Linked DNA regions of Homo sapiens: region 2 is linked to region 1. Evidence: chromatin contacts called from ENCODE Hi-C or POLR2A ChIA-PET data. All regions are on one chromosome and are shown on one strand. The core of a region is the stretch at or near the end of the contact, and the rest is flanking DNA. Distances in the headings are between cores, read along the strand shown.

The links. Hi-C counts contacts between places; a loop is a spot of excess contacts on that map. ChIA-PET counts read pairs that join two places held with the same protein, here RNA polymerase II (POLR2A). Pooled maps may share reads with other maps.
Region 2: a loop to region 1 is called in a pooled map, with 2.3 times the contacts of the local background. The contact joins two enhancer-like sites. A Hi-C loop is called at or near these places in 1 of 37 single-sample maps with no recorded cell type and 4 of 50 pooled maps. POLR2A ChIA-PET finds 5 or more read pairs at or near these places in 4 of 52 experiments (CD4-positive, alpha-beta memory T cell, T-cell, activated B cell and 1 more).

Annotation. Positions count from the first base shown.
Region 1 is chr3:152,190,602-152,196,148 of GRCh38, forward strand. The region is part of intron 1 of LINC02917 (long intergenic non-protein coding RNA 2917); the gene reads right to left. The region is part of intron 1 of LOC101928166 (a long non-coding RNA gene); the gene reads right to left. Among named protein-coding and RNA genes, the nearest start is that of LINC02917, 12 kb to the right of the region's middle. Within about 2 kb of position 3,155, at least 7 of the 41 ENCODE cell types and tissues checked have a DNase peak (open chromatin) inside an H3K27ac peak, as active enhancers do.
Region 2 is chr3:152,399,831-152,405,377 of GRCh38, forward strand. All of the region lies in intron 2 of MBNL1 (muscleblind like splicing regulator 1), which reads left to right. Among named protein-coding and RNA genes, the nearest start is that of MBNL1-AS1, 130 kb to the left of the region's middle. Within about 2 kb of position 3,366, at least 20 of the 41 ENCODE cell types and tissues checked have a DNase peak (open chromatin) inside an H3K27ac peak, as active enhancers do.

The DNA of each region.
Region 1 (5,547 bases), core at 1,905-4,404:
CAGTAGCAGCCATGAGTTTCTAGAATTGGTGATGTCTGTTAACATGCTTTCAATGAAAGCAACAGAGGATGCTACTCAAAATAGCTCTAAACATTAGACAATGTATAACCTTGCATATCCAGAGGATTTTATCATTGACCCAGGAACTATTCAACTTTTCTTTCTAATTCCTCAGCTTTGCCCTCAGGCTTATCTCTTCCACCTAATTGCAAGTGGCTGTAGCAGCTCCAATTATTGCATTCTCATCCCTCAAAAAGACTACAAAACTGCGTATCTTTCCCTTGTCCCTCTTATTAAGTAATAACAGTTTTTCCAGGTGCCTCCCAACAGGCTTTCCTTTGTGTCTCATCAGCTGAGTTACATCATGTGACCATTTCCATTTCTATTACTGGAAAGATAAATAACTGGTTTAAACTAACCAATATTTACCCTCCTATCGTGAGAGAAGTCAGACTTAAAGCAAATGGTCTCCCATTACTTCAACAACTCACAATTCTGTGTATACATGGAAGGAGCAGAAATAGGGGAGAGCAATGTCTATCACAAGTACCTAAAAAATAAATGTTTTGGGTGCACAATTACAAAAAGAAAAAAAAATCAAAAAAAGAAAATGTAAGTTTAAAATAATCTCAGAGGAAAAATAAAATAGAAATTACCTTAAAATGTCAATAAATAAATATATTGCATTTTATATTGTCATTGGAAATTATGTTAAGGGAAAACTGGTGCAGCTAAAAAGAAATTTTTTTTTGAAAAAATATCTTACAACAGCTAAATTAGGAGAAATGAGAGCTATATAAATTATCACAATTTAGTTAATATTCTTCTATCCTGCCTGTTAAAATGGGCCTCCAATTGACATTTAAAAAATATGCTTAATTAGATTCACAGATTAAACTTTTCTACTGCAGTTAATTTAACTACTTTCTAGGTAGATTTTATATATATATATGTATATATATGTGTATATATATGTATATATATGTGTATATATATGTATATATATGTGTATATATGTATATATGTGTGTATATATATGTATATGTGTGTGTATATATATGTATATGTGTGTATATATATGTGTATATATATGTGTATATATGTGTATATATATATGTGTATATATATGTGTATATATGTGTATATATATATGTGTATATATGTGTATATATATATACACACACACACATATACATATGTGTGTATATCCGTGCATGTATATGCATATATATGTATGTGTACTTATACACTTTTATGAAGAACTGATCCTGGTTCTATAGAAGGGGAGAAGCAGAGTCCAATATAGATTGATTTTGTTTATAAAAAGAATTTTTTACAAGATGTCTTTTATACACACCTGTGAAATATTTGTTGCTCTGTAGATGAATGTGTTGGCACTCTGCCCCACAGAGTTTTATATATTTTACAACTAAAATGTCTTCCTAATTTTTTTCATTAGATAAAACGTTTCCATGCTATAACAACAACAACAAAATTGTCAGGGGTCTAACTGTGCTTCTCCATCCCCGCTCCTAAAGCCTATATTTTGGGAGCAGAAATTTAAAAAATGAGTGCCTCCTTCCCGATGTCAGAGCAAAAGCCAGATATCTCAGAGAGCAACTCCCCACAAGGGTGAGGATGTGGTTCACTGTGTGTACAGTGCATCAAGGCAATTTCTGTGCTGTTTGCTTTCTTCCCAAACCCCGTCTCTCTCTGCTCCTCAATCTAGATACTCATGCCCCCCAGAATTAGAAAACACTCTGCTTTCCAGCAGTCTCTCCACCATCACATATGGGCACACTCTCATGTGTGCTTAAAACTTTTCAGCCTGATATACATTTTCTATGGACTGAGGCTGCCTTCCATAGACTTGATAGCTACCTAGGCATCAGGACTAAGAAGATACACATAACCATGGTATGATGTAAAAGAAGAATAATCCAAGCACCCTTTCATTATTATTTAATAAGCATTTATTATCTGCCAGGAACTATGGATAAAGATATTAAGAACAGGTGTTCTTAATTAGCCAGGCATGGTGGCATGTGCCTGTAATCCCAGCTACTCGGGAGGCTGAGGTGGGAGAATTGCTTGAACCTGGAGGCAGAAGTGGCAGGGAGCGGAGATCGTGCCACTGCACTCTAGCTTGGGCAACTCCGTCTCAAAATAAATAAATAAATAAATAAATAAAGTGGTCTTTATACTCAAGGAGCATTTGGCTAGAGAGAAAGAGAGAAAATGATAAAAATAATTAAGTACAGGAAGATAATGAGGTGTCATGAAAGATGTACAATGTATAAGTAGGCCACCAAGGAGGAATTCTCTCTGAGGACTTCAGAAAAAAAGATCAAGGGATGATATTTTGTTCATTAATGATACAGGTTTACTATATCCCATCATTGCAAAACGAATGCACTCTATTAACGAAATCATAACTCCACATCTCTAAATAATCACCAAATAGACATAATGCTGGATTTACTCAGTCCTGCTTGGTTGCATAAGTTTGAAATTCACCTTCTTTCAAAGCAGTGTTTTTAGTCACTAATTTCACAATCTGTTAATAGTTTATCTGAAAGATAATAATGTTCTGCAATTGTTATTAATGAAAAGAGTTTTCTGTCACTGTTGAACAAGGAGTGATGACCCAAACCCAGGTTCAGTACACGCATGAGGTAGTCCACTGAGATCCATAGAAGGCTTTCATGAAATAGACTTGGAATCTGTACATTTTGCCAAGAGGCAATGAATTGAAAGGTATGTCGTTTAAAGTCCTATTTACTCTGCAGGCACCTTTTTGACTCACTGCTAAAAGTACCCATAAAAACTCCTCTTGAGCTAAAACAGTTTAAGTTGTCAACTGCACTAAGGAGGCCATAATCCATGGATCATGATCCAAACAGATAGTGAGAGCTCAGCCTGTCATATTGAAGCTTAGTAAGAAAATTTTGATTGTAGCTTGGTGAACTGATTAATGAACTAAAAAAAAATTCTTCTGAATTCTTAAAGGGGCTTCTCGTACTCTGAAAAGATTGATTCAGTCAATAATTTTCAATATTTACCCCAGCTTCTCATAAATATTTCTTAGCACTGTTCTTATCTAGACTAAAAACGAAACTAGTTCTTCCAGGCACCCAAAGCCACAAAGCTTCAGCTGTAGAAGGTCCAATTCAGTCATTCATTACCAGGCGCACATATAATGTGGTTAATCCGTCCTAATTGAAGGTTTTTTACTGCTTTTGCTTTTTCTGCAAACTTCCGTAGACTCATCAGCATGGTCCTGAATGAAATGTATTTCTCCACATTGATATCTCTCACTCGTACTTGCGATATGCGACAGGTGGCAAATAATTTACAAAATGCAAAGAGATCTGTTGCCTAGTAAACAATGCCTGGGACTTTAACTTACTCATTTCCTAGTGTTGGGGATGTAGATTTGAGAAGTAATTACACACAAAAAAATTCTGCTTCAGTTGAGAGGGTTCCAGTAATATCTGAGTAAGTCACAAGTGACCACATCAATATAGAGCTCAATGTGTTATTTAAGAAATAGTACAACTGAGAGGCCGGGCGCGGTGGCTCACGCCTATAATCCCAGCACTTTGGGAGGCAGAGGCGGGCGGATCTCAAGGTCAGGAGATCGAGACCATCCTGGCTAACACGGCGAAACCCCGTCTCTACTAAAAATACAAAAAAAAAAAAAAAAAAAAAAAATTAGCAGGGCTTGGCGGCGTGCGTCTGTAGTCCCAGCTACTCCGGAGGCTGAGGCAGGAGAATGGCGTGAATCCGGGAGGCGGAGCTTGCAGTGAGCCGAGATCGCGCCACTGCACTCCAGCCTGGGCAACAGAGTGAGATTCTGTCTCAAAAAGAAAGAAAGAAAGAAATAGTACACTTGAGAACTGAAGATGTTTCCTAAAGGAGAACTTTGCTCATTTCTAAGCCATCCATCACATAACTCATATGAGACTCATATGGTGTGCCTGGAGTATAATAGACCCTAGTAAAAAAATGACCTGCAGAACTATTCCAATTAGATCCTGTTGGCCCTTGAATCATTAATTCACTCAGCAAGTTTACATTCATTGAAGATTGGCTACATAATTTTGGGGGGCTCAATTCAAAATGAAAATTCAGGGTCCTTTTAAAAAAGTATTAAGAAATTCAGAACAATGGCATCTGAGCATTAAAGCAAGAGTGTGCCCTTCTAAGTGCAGGATCCTGTGTAATTAATTACACAAGTCCCACTCAGAAACCCAGTCTTATATTCATTACCTATTGTGCATTGTGTTGAACAATGCATGGAACAAAAACATGAATAAGAAATAGTCAATGGCCAAGCATGGTGGCTCACACCTGTAATTCCAACATTTTGGGAGGCTGAGGCAGAAGGATCACCTGAGCCCAGGAGTTTGAGACCAGCCTGGGCAACATGGTGAGACCCCATTTCAACAAAAGATGAATAAGTTATCTTTATTAACAAAAATAAACATTTAAAAAATTAAAAATAAATAGATCTTGCCTCCAAGCAGTTTACAATCTAGGATCATACCTAAAATCTGTAAGTGTTGTTAATTACATTAAAAATATTCATTACTCAGGTTAGAAGAAGAAATGAAGGAGTATATCCACTTTGGCTACCTGGGAAGTGTATTCTCTCTATGGGCAATTCCCTCACACTATGTAATGGACACACTTGTGTTTTTTATAAACTTCAGTGCATTTGAAAATGCTGTTCTTTATGACTGAACTGATTTCCATCGAATCTTTGCTTGGCTAATCCTGCCCATGCTTCAGGTCTCACAGTTTTACCAACTGAGAGATTGAATTAGATCGCCAGTTTCACTCTCATAACTCTCCAGATCTTGCCTTCCAAGTGTCTATCATAAGTTTTTAGTTTTATATTTAAGTTGGTGTTTTTTGTTTTTTGTTTTGTTTTGTTTTGAGATGGAGCCTCACTCTGTTGCCCAGGCTGGAGTGCAGTGGCGATCTCAGCTCACTGCAGCCTCCGCCTCCTGGGTTCAAGTGATTCTCCTGTCTCAGCCTCCTGAGTAGCTGAGACTACAGGCACCCGCCACCACGCCCAGCTAATTTTTTGTATTTTTAGTAGAGACAGGGTTTCACCGTGTTAGCCAGGATGGTCTCGATCTCCTGATCTGGTAATCCACCCACCTCGGCCTCCCAAAGTGCTGGGATTACAGGCGTGCGCCACTGTGCCCGGCCGGTGTTTTGTTTTCATTTACTAAAAACTCCATGAATGCAGGGAAGCATCCTTCATTGCTGTTCACTGGCATCTCCCCACTTCCTATTTTAGGACTAGGCCCAGGGTGGCACTTAATAGGTATTTGTTAAATAAATATCATTAAATGAAAATCCTAATGGAAGTGGACATAAGCAATAAGAAGTTAAAAGGGAGTAAGTGTAAATAAAAAGACTGAACAAACCTGTTAAGTTATTAGAAAATAGTTGGCCGGGCTTGGTGGCTCACGCCTGTAATCCCAGCACTTTGGAAGGCCGAGGCGGGCGGATCACGAGGTCAGGAGATCCAGA
Region 2 (5,547 bases), core at 2,116-4,615, 210 kb after region 1:
ATGGGAGAAGCACATTATCTATTTTCATTTTCCATCTCTATTATAGTAAAATCATTTGTTGTATCTGAAAACAAGCAGGAATGACAAAGTTTTCCTTCAGTCCCTGGATTATTTAGGTCACTTTCATTCTGGCTACCAAATGGTAGAATGCATGCTAACCCTGACATTACTAGTACTTCCTAACTTCATAGCTTAACATTGTCGGGACCTTACATGAGATATTTAACCTCTGGGAACTGCAGTTTCCTGATTTGTACTATGAGGCTAATAAGAATACCTCATGGGATTGCCATGAGGATAAAAGCTACATATTATTGTGAGAGTTAATGGTAGACGTTGTAATTACCTTTGAACAGGCCACTGAGGAGAGGATTCTACTGATAGTACTAATTGTCTTCCTAAACAAACAGCAGCAGTCCTGTTGAGACATCTTCTCTCCTTACTTGAAAATTTATAATATGCCACTTTAGTTTTATAAACATTTGCTATAGCTATGAAATTTTTAACTTGAGCTTAAGCAACTTAAAATTGAGTTATAAAAGCAATATTGTCAGGTTAACATAGGAACTGCCTAAGACCTCTAGCCCTTGATGGGTGATAAGAAAACTAAATTGTATAGAATCTATTATTACTTATCTAATTTGCTATAAATAACACTGATAATACACTCTTTCTTAAGTGTACTATGTATGTTGAGTATATTTTTAAAAGAATAAGGGCTCTCATGGGTACATTGATGTTGTGGATCTGTTATCCCCGCTTTTTCCTTGAAATATTTTCTTTTTGTGAACAAGTTGTTTAGAAATAACCCTGTGATTATGCAGGTGTTGCTGGTCTTGAGACCCTGTCCAGGATTATATGCCCAAGGGAACAAAGGACAGTAGCTTTTTATGCCATCCATTGCACTTGAGTGCCCTTTTCCCCAGTGTATATGAAATGAACTATTTGGAAAATGGATAATTTAAAAATAGAAGTATCAGTTAACTAACAGTCAGATAACATTAGCAGTTATCTTGAAGTCACTGGCAAAAACAGAGTTTAAAAAAACTCTGGAAAAGGTTGTGGTTGATTGGTAAATGAGAATGTGTATTAGTATATGTAAACCAACCTGTGGTCTTCAGAGTAGCCATCATTAGAATCATCTGGGGAGCCTTTAAAATACACTTATGCCTGGGACCCAGCCAAAACTATCTAAATAAGAATTTCTGGGAGTGGAGGCTGGATGTAGGAATTTTTTATTTATAATATACAGTCATGGTCAAGGACCAGTGACTAAGCTTTACAGTATTGTCAAGTGATGTGATAGCTGGACACCCAGAAATGCCCTTCTGTCTCTTATTCATTCTACAAACATTTATTTGAAATGCTTAGGTTGCCAAAATATATAATTCCTAATCAAGAACAGTAGACAGACTTGTAGAAATTATCTATAATATAGCTTGGGAGGTGCTGAATTCACTACTGTGAGTTTATTCTACTTGGCAAGAAAAGAAGGGAGGGAAAGTGAAAGAAAACTTCTTTAGTAAGTGACATTTGAAAAGGGTCACTTCTCATAATCAAATTTAACCTATTAAAATGATTTACTTTTAATATCAACTCCTTTTAAAAACAGATGCCCAGTTTCTTAATGGTAAGTGAAATGAACATGAGTTGATTCTTACTTTGGCCTGAGGAAAGCTTTGTCACAGCTACTCTAGGAGCTACTGTTTCTTGAACACAATTTCCCAAGTGAAGGTACGGCTTGGGCAGGGAGTTTTGAGTACCTGCATAAGGTCATGTAGCTAGCGGGTGAGAGAGCTGCAATGAACACAGGTCTCATTGGTTCCTGGATATGTGTTCTTTCATTGCACTAAACTATACTATAGTCCAGTGAAAGAGGCTTCGTTTGGGTTAATTCATTAAAGGAGATTTGCGGCTGGACGTGGTGGCTCACGCCTGTAATCCCAGCACTTTGGGAGGCTGAGGTGGGCAGATCACGAGGTCAAGAGATCGAGACCATCCTGGCTAACACATCCTGGTGAAACCCCGTCTCTACTAAAAATACAAAAAAAATCAGCCGTGTGTTGTGGCAGGCACCTGTAGTCCCACCTACTCGGGAGGCTGAGGCAGGAGAATGGCGTGAACCTGGGAGGCAGAGCTTGCAGTGAGCCGAGATCGCGCCACTGCACTCCAGCCTGGGTGACAGAGCAAGACTCTGTCTCAAAAAAAAAAAAAAAAAGATTTACTAGAGGCTTTGTTGGGTTAGTTCATTAAAGGAGGTTTTAACTTGATGGTGAGCTGGCAAACTCTGACAAAGGAAATGTTGAAGGAACAGGAGAAAAGGATGCTTTCAAGCATCTCTGGAGAAATTGACCTGAGTGATGGGAACCAGGGGTTGCAAGGTAAAGAACGTGCTAGGAGAGTGAGAGCAGCCTGGTCATTTTCCTTTTCTGAGTACCAGACCATAATTGAGGCCCCTGTATATATTCCCCCATTTAATATTCACGTTATCCCTAGCCTGGTATTCTTATCCTCATTTTCATAGAAGAGGAGGTTACAATTCAATGAGGTTTAATAATTAACCCAAAGTCTCACTGTTCATAAATATCAAAGTTGGGATTTGAACAAGCAACTTTCTGATTTCACTTCATGTGATTTTTAACCATTGAGCTGGGACTGTATTGCTCTTTCCATGTCAACTCCTGGGACTGTTTCTCTGTGCTTGTCTCTAAGGCTTGTGTATATGAGAAGCTTACAAGCTTAGGATACAGATACCTCTAACAGGTGACCATATTGTTTACTTAGGTGGGAGCAGAGCCACAAATTTGTACTTGGATAACAGTAGTAAGCAGTTAACTGAGAAAAGGAGGAAATGGTAGAAGACTAGAGGAGAGAAAAATATATTTGAATGAAGAAAAAAATGGGGCTATAGTATGTCAGTTTATGGACCCTGAAAGAGATGCAAAAGGAATGTTTGAGAGCTGTTTTATTGGACAGAATATCCTATATTCTGAAATATAGTCAGGACTCATTCACTTGGTAAACACTTATGGGGTTTTCTTGGCCTGATATAGACTGTGGGCATGAGCCTCCTTCTGGAGGCTGTCACCAGGGAAGGAAGATGTGTAAACAGTGCCCAGTATTAGGAGAGGAACATGTACAAAATACAAAGGAAGATACAACAACTATTTCTAATAAAAGCCACCTGTTTTCAGCACAGGTAGAGAGTGTAGAAATCACAGATATATTCCTTTACTCACTTAATGCACCCGAGCAGAGTGTTTAGCAGATCCAGGCTTTCAGCCTAAATGTTGTTGGTGTGATAGCAAGAAAAAAAAAAAAATCGTGTGACAACCTTCTGTGCTTTCCCCTCTCACGTTCACATTCTGGTTTGTTAAAAAAAAAACTGTGTTGCCATGGCTGACGCTCCTGTGAGGCCCAACATCTCCATACTTTTCATCTTAACTAAGCACTTAAGAATATGCACTACAGCTTCTGATTGCCATTTAGAACAGAGCACCTTGTGATGACTAAGCTCTTTCAAGTATCTATGCTTAACGTGATGGCTTCAATACCCTTTTGCTATATAGACTCATCTGTAGATACTTGGTACAAGTTCCATAGTTTATAGTTGTCATCTATTTTTATTTGTATGTTTATTGTTAATATGGATCTTTTTCTGAAAAACTATTCAAGGATACTAGACACATACTGTATATGAAATGATTCTAAAAATTCTGAGACTTTTCTATTTTATTCTCAGTGGTAATTTTTAGGTAGTTTGTTGAGTGTTACTTTAGCTATTTGGGGAACTGCCCTAGAAAACCAGTGGAATTCTCTAGGTATGGGGGTGGAGTGCAGAGGAGGAGACAGGCTCAGATAACCTGTGTTGTGATACTGCTTTTTTTTGCCTCAAGAGATTTTCTTTACCCTTACTGCTTATGCTGTTGCAGTCCATCCAATAGAAACATGTTCTGGGCTCATGAGCCAATTTGTCTTTCCCCTCGCTGCTGCCTCAAGTCTGGGAGAGCTGATGGCAGTGCACAATTTTAGCAAATGGTCATAGGCAGGGGGGTGGGGCAGGGAGGGGAGTGTTTTCTCCATGGGGACAGAGCCAGTGTCATTGAGCACATTTTGTTCAAGTACAAAGTTGATCTGTCTGAAGGAGACTGTGGTCAGCAGTGGTGAGAACCTTTATTGCCTCACCTTTTCTTCGTGCTCTGTCATTGTTTATGTGAAGCAGTAGCATTTAATGGCTGGACTTGAGGCAGAATTTGTGAGGTCAGAAATTGACAGTATTTGTTTTTCAGTTAGGGAATCTCACAGATTTAGAAAGGAGTGCCAATGAAAAATTGGGAAAAAGAAAGGGTCTTTGTATTTGGCAAAGACAATGCAGAGCAGTGTAATATATACTAATTTCTGCATGTAAATGGCAGCCAAAATTTTACACATCTGCTACAGTTTAGAAAATTATTTAAGCACTAATTATATGCATAATATATGCTGTCCCATCTAGAAGGCTGAGTAGACTTCAATGGAAGAGTTACAGTGGAAATATTGACATAGGTTGTTGGAAACATATTACATAATATTATACTTTGAAATTTATCATGACTGAATAAGTGTTATCACTTTAGAGATACTTTACTTTATTTGTAGGGATATGTGGGATCTAGCAGGTACAAATACAACAAATGCCTCATATAAATACTAAGTAATGATGTTATTATTCTCAAGCTGACTTAACCAAAATGTTTTTCCTCTCTGATTTCCTTTAGTTACTTTTATATTTCTCAATAAAGACTTGCCCCTTAAAACATACCATCCTATATTACTGTCTAACTTTATATCTTTAATTTTATGTGTTTGTATGTATGTTTACATATATATGTATGTATATATACACACACAAAGATATATAACTTTTTCATTATATAATAGTTTTTAAATTATTTTATATCTAAATATAATATATAACTATATATAATTAATTTTTCATTATTTGTGTTATATCCAAATTGAAGAGGCATGTCAGTGAAATATATAGATAATCCAAGAACCTCTTGCTTCACTAGGTTTCTTATTGAAGTAGATAATATGAAGCAATATTTTAACTTCTTTGGTGTTCCATTTCTTAAAAATATTGTTGATACTGTAAGACAGGTTCCTCTGAGGAAAAAAAAATGACAAGTAAATTGAAATTTACAAAAGCATCTAAATTTTTCCCATTACACTTTGGAAATGCTATGTGGATTAGTCTTCTCCAAATTCAGTTGCTTACATTATGAAATATCTTCTCCTTTGCAGAACTCAAAAGGGTTGAAGACTTCCATTTGGTTCTGACCTAGAGTCATCTGTTTCTAGTATTAGCAGTCAATGATTAAACAAAAGCAAAACAACTTACAGATGATCAAGTGGGATACACTTGGTACAAATACATATCCCTACAGTAATGATTAGGAGCACCTAGTTTGTAGTTAAACTGCCTGGGTTCAGTCACTTGTTTTGTCGTACTTAAGTATTCAGAAAAACTGAAATGTTACAAACAACCCTTCCCAGTAATACTGA